Linked DNA regions of Mus musculus: region 2 is linked to region 1. The links are chromatin loops, found by intact Hi-C in ENCODE. Cell type or tissue: left cerebral cortex. All regions are shown on one strand. Each heading gives the region's core, and the rest is flanking DNA. Links, peaks and the distances in the headings are about the cores only. Region 1 overlaps Psme4 (proteasome (prosome, macropain) activator subunit 4). Region 2 overlaps Sptbn1 (spectrin beta, non-erythrocytic 1).

Region 1 (2,816 bases), core at 188-2,687:
TTAAAATGAGTTAGAGCCATTTACAGAAACATTGTTTTTAAGCTACTGCAGTGTCAAGTATGAATGAACCTTGAATTGGTTATTCTAGATTCAAACCAAATGCCTTCAAGTATTTTTCCCTGTCTTTTCAGATTACTCGTGTAGACGGGAAGAAGTTACTTCTGTATAGGGAGCAGCTTGTAAAGATTCTCCAGCGAACCTTACACCTGACCTGTAAGCAGGGCTACACGCTGTCTTGCAACCTTCTGCATCATCTTCTTCGTTCTACCACACTAATCTACCCTACAGAGTACTGCAGTGTTCCGGGGGGCTTTAACAAGCCGCCTTCTGAATACTTCCCTGTCAAGGCAAGCATTTTCAGCCATTTAGAATTAAAGACTCTATTGGGTTCTTAAGTTAATCAGAGATGTTTCTCCTTGCTGTGTAGAGAAATGTCCAGTCTTTAGAAAAATTTTGTTGTTGTTGTTTATTTATTAAGTGTGCCTGAAGCATATATATGCCTGGTACCACATAGGCTAGAAAAGGGCATTGGATCTGAAGTTGGAGTTAGAGGATTTTGAGCCACTACATGGGTGATGGAATGTAAACCCCTATGCCCTGGGAAAGCATTCAGTGCTCTTAACTGATGAGCCGTCTCTCCAGCTCCAATTCCTTGTTTTAAAGTACAGTGTTTAAAGCTGTTACTGGGATGTAGTAGTAACCTTGTGCTTTTTAACTTGTCATGGAGCTAAAACTCTTCCCTTCCTTCCTGCTATGTAGCCTAGGTTGGCCTTGAAGTTGTGATCTTCCTGTGTCAACTACTACTGTGCTGTGATAGCTAATGCCTGGGTAGTTTTCTACCTTTCTGCAGTGGCTATGCCATATCTAACTTCAAGAGTTATATATAATTTTAATCCTGAACTAGCTGGCTTCATATAAACTTGCTTTCTCTCCTACAGTAAATGCTTATTAAGTGGCTTTTAGGGAGACATTCAGGAGTAATAAAAATGAATTTTTTATGAGTCTCTTTTGCACATATTGGCTCATATTATTTCTATGTCTGCCTTTAAACTTTAGAAGTATTGTATATACATGTTTTTCTCCAGCTTAACAACTAAATAAAAAGCTTCTCTTTTCTAGGACTGGGGTAAGCCTGGAGATTTGTGGAATCTGGGGATCCAGTGGCATGTTCCTTCTTCAGAAGAAGTCTCTTTTGCCTTCTATTTGTTAGACTCCTTTCTTCAGCCTGAGCTTATCAAACTCCAGTGTTGTGGAGATGGAGAACTTGAAATGTCTAGGTTAGTTTTCTTCTATTATTATTTGTCAAACCTCAGTGCCTGCCCCAAACTTTGTTATCTGATGTATGTATTTTCCTCTTTTTTTTTAAATCTTCTTTTGAAGGTTTCTTTGATTTTATGTGCATGAGTGCTTCCCCTGCATATTTATACCATGTGCGTGCCTACTGGCTGCAGAAATCACAGAAGGCTTTGGGTTCCTTGGAACGTGGACTTGGTGGTTGTGAGCCGCCGTGTGGTTTCTGGGAACTGAGCCATCTGTAGCCCCATGATACATAAACATAATCAGTGTTTGTTTTTAAAATGTGCATTAAATGTACTGAGAAAAACATTGAACACTATGTAACAAAATTCGTGAATGTTTCAACTCTTGTTTTGGGTGTGTGGTTTAGCTTGGGTTTTTGAAGACCTTGAACTTCTGATTCCTGTCCTGTCCTGCCTGGGTCACGCAAGGCTGAGGATCAAACCCAGGCATGCTAGACAGACATTGTACTCATAATTCAGCCCCATCTAAACATTTTAGGGTTTTTCTATTGTTTGTGTATATTTTATTTTTCTGTTTTTGTTTTATTTTGAGACAGTTTCTCGCCATATAGACCAGGAACTCTCTGCTTCCCTAAACATCTTAAATAGAAAAACTGACCCCTTATTACCCTCCCAGTTTTTTGGCAGAAACACTTTTCTACTTGCTTGTATTGGAAAGTATAGATAAGGTATATTCCTTTCAAAGGAAATATCTCTCTACTGAACATAGAAATCCATTCTTTTTAGTAGCTTTCATTGTTGACTTTTGAGGTTATTTAACTGAGATTTTCTTTATTTCCCATAGGCATTTAACAAGAAATAGTTATTTTTAATCCATTGGGCCTTTATAGTTTAAAATTTTGAAAGTTCCAGAAATAATAATAAGAAATTTAGTGTTTATCAAATGCCAGAAATTTTTAATAGACATAGGTAAGATTTGGAGGAAGAGGTTTCATTGACTAACACTGACTTATACAGTGTGCTAGACTGCTTTATATATATATCAGTATTTACGTTTCTTTATTCCCATTCCATTCTTTTGGTTTTCAGTCTTATGGTATCTACCCTTCTTACAATTTCCTCATGAAATGCATCATGATCCTCTCAGTCAAGGAAAATGTCAGACTTCCTCATCAGCCCCCAACCTCTAGACATCTTGCTGAATCTCTGGAATTGATCTTTTCTCCATCAGAGTTCCTTTTTCACATTCTGTTTTATAAGTCTGGCATGTGAGACTTAATTGCTCTGTCACAGCTTTCTCTTCTTCAGTCAGTAGAGTAAGCTCCAGGTTTGTTTGCTTTTGTAGTTCTTGTATCATGGTCATTGTCTTGTTCAAAATACCACAAATGCAGCTCTTGGTCTCTTTGCTCAACAGAAACTGCCTTAAAGCTGCATATAAAGCTTGATATTGAGACCTTATTGCTGATAATTCCTTTAAAATTGCAACTGCATTTTTCTGTCCTGCTGAATGAGGGTGATTAGTTTTGATTTCATATTCCAGCCTATATTGAAGGTAGT
Region 2 (2,816 bases), core at 52-2,551, 720 kb before region 1:
TGGGCCACCTCTCTGTGCCTTGCTCTAAGGAGCAGCAGGCAAGGGCCTTCCTTGCTCCTAGTTTCCAGTGAATCTAGTGGATGTTGCTCTAGTTTCCCTCCTTTAATGAGGAACATGATGATATTTTCTTCTTTTAGTCTAGTGTTGGTGGCTATGAAGACCAGACAGTTGAACACCTCACAAATACTTCCATGAGCTTTGGTATCTGAGAAAACAAAACCCAGTAGTAACTTACATCATCTTTGGCTTGGAAGAGGTACTCGTTTCCATCACTTAGTCTGTAATTTCAAGAAAATTACATTTTATAATTATGTAGGTAACAATTTCATATTAGAAAGTTAAAAAATATAAATTAAAAATACAGGCCAGGTATGGTGGTGTACATCTTTAATTCCAGTACTCCGGAGGCAGAGGTAGGTGGATCTCTGTGAGTTTGAGGCAAGCCTGGTCTATAGCTTGATTTTCAAAATAGCCAGGCACAGAGGAACTTTGTCTCAAAAAGCAAAACAGAACAAACAAAACAAAACAAACCCAAACCAAACCAACCAAACAAAACCCCATGATCCCCTTATCTAGGGTGGGTCACAAGCAGGCCATGGGTTTACCTCAGAGATGTCAATAGAGCTCTCCATGGGTTGATGACCAGGCCTGGAGATGTGCACTGGCCCGACAATGGCCCCTGGTCATTATGAAGTCACACATTCACCAGATAAATCCAATATACACAGGCAATCTGGTGCTTTAATCCAACAGAAGGATCAAAAAAAAATTCAACCTCTGAAAGGTCTGGCTTTGTTATGGCCAATACCACTTGGATTCTTAATTTCTGACCAGAAATGAATTCAAGAGAAAACTTCAAAAAAGGTGAGTACTCTTGAAATTCTAGCTTCTGAGTTTGTGTCTTCCACATCTGCAATTTCTAGAGTTACCCAACTGACAATAAAAAAAAAGACCTCTAGATTTTTCTTATGGAAATGAAAGCAGTCACACCCAGGAGGCCATCAGTGTGGCACTGTGATGTCTGGTACTATGGGTGCAGCAGTAGGAACTGACTCTGAGGTCCATGGAGGGGGTGCTAAGATGGAACAGTTAAGAGGTCAAGTTATCTGGGACTCTCATGACAAAATGTATTTTGAAAATATATGTATGTATGCACACTCGTGAATGTCAAAAAGACAACCTGCAAGAGAGCCTTTCCTTTCCTCCTTTCCACCACGTGGGTTCTGAGAAGGAAAGCTGTATAATCAGGCTTGGCAGCAGGAACTGTTGCCACTGAGCACATTCTCACCCCCTTGCCTTATCTTTTTACACTTTGAGAAATGAGATGGTTTGCCAATATCCAAACACAAGGAGCATGCGTGTGGATGTGGTGTGAGGGGGTGTCTTCCACAAGGAGGAGTCATTTGGATGCAGAAGTGTGGGAAGAGCTGGGGAGGATGGCCTGTCCCACCCAAGTACTTCCTGTTTGTCTCCTCAGGCTCTAGGATGACTCACAGTACCTATCTGAAGCAAACATGGTAATTCCTTAGTCTGCATAAGCCAGAAGGACTCAAAATGGGACTTTAAAGCTCCCATTATATACTGTGACAATTATGGCCCACAGCAGTGTCGGGGAACAGTGTGTTCCAGGTCATGAAATGAAGGCTCCTTTTCCTCTGGGTCCAGGTGCACAACCAGGCCCAGGGAAGAGTGACCTTGGTTCCTCAGAATTAATCCAGCAAGTCTCAGTAGGCTGTGTGCAGACTGGATATTCACTTTCTTAGGGACTGAGAATGGTAGGAGGAGGCACGGCCATCACAGTACCTTAGCGGGAAAGCCAACCTCTGTGAGATGAACACACCCAGACAGCCATGAGCTTGAAAACTCTTACCTTAGCTTGAACACGTGCTTCTTCTTTTTGTAATCAAGGGCCACTTCGCAGATGGCCTCTTTCAAACTCACAGGGACCTCACTGTGGTAGGGGATGCCAGAAGCAGCACTCTTGGCATCTTTATAGAAGCCCATTTCTTGGTTATTTATGACACAATATACATTGTGCCAGGACCTGAGTGGGTACAGCAGAGAAAGAAGTATTAAGGCTCTGCGCTCACCTTTGCTGAAAGATCTTCACAAACAGGCTACCCCTTATTCAAAGCCTCTCTAAACTGAACCTATACCAAATATTAGCCCTGAACTCAGCCTCTTTGGAACAGCGCATATGCCTGAGGCGCAGCTGGGGAGGGATACGGCTCTGCATCAGAGAACACGTGAGCTGCTGTCCCTTCTATCACATGCGGCCTTTGAAGCTTTTCACTCATGTTCAGGAACACAGACAAGGCTCCTTATTCTCAAGCACAATCTCCCCCAGACTTAGTGACATTCTTTCTGGGGTTCAGCTACTGACAAGAGGGTAGATCCAGGGCCATTGGTATTTATGGTATCCCTTTGGGGAGCTACACTCAGGTGTGTGCCAACAATACCCAAGGGGCAAACTGTCAGTATACGATAACTTAATGAGAACATCAGACCGTTACCTTATCCAACACAGACACAAGTCCTTTGTACAGTAGACACTCCACATGTACAGTAATCTAGACATATGGCAGACCAGCTAAGTTGTACCAGCTTTGGAATTAGATGTGGTTTTCATCTCAGTTTTACTATTTACTAGATGTCTAAAAAAGTATGCTTTTTTACAACCTCTCAGAGTCACTACTATCTCATCAGCTAAATAATAAACTTAGAGACTGGTGGGAGATGGTCATCTCAAGACTCATATGGAGGAGTGAGTACCTGTGAAAGCCGGATCCTACTAGGAACCCTACAATGAGGTCACT

The links. A loop is a pair of places that touch in the nucleus more often than their neighbours do. Peaks named below come from ENCODE experiments on the same cell type or tissue, not always from the same donor. Only the 100,000 strongest peaks of a DNase experiment are listed, where the experiment ranks them.
Region 2: a loop joins it to region 1, with 2.8 times the contacts of the local background. A loop is called at or near these places in 6 of 42 quality-filtered maps.

Annotation. Positions count from the first base shown.
Region 1 is chr11:30,819,797-30,822,612 of GRCm38, forward strand. Psme4 (proteasome (prosome, macropain) activator subunit 4) reads left to right here. Exons shown (of 47, transcript NM_134013.3): 18 at 132-347; 19 at 1,120-1,277. It also overlaps the pseudogene Gm12103. Among named protein-coding and RNA genes, the nearest start is that of Psme4, 49 kb to the left of the region's middle. In left cerebral cortex, for the core only: no CTCF peak of the experiment used is centred there; a DNase peak (open chromatin) is centred at 1,509.
Region 2 is chr11:30,101,378-30,104,193 of GRCm38, forward strand. It overlaps Sptbn1 (spectrin beta, non-erythrocytic 1), which reads right to left. Exons shown (of 35, transcript NM_175836.2): 33 at 1,871-2,044; 34 at 236-278. Among named protein-coding and RNA genes, the nearest start is that of Eml6, 77 kb to the left of the region's middle. In left cerebral cortex, for the core only: no CTCF peak of the experiment used is centred there; a DNase peak (open chromatin) is centred at 1,377; H3K27ac peaks cover 1,346 bases.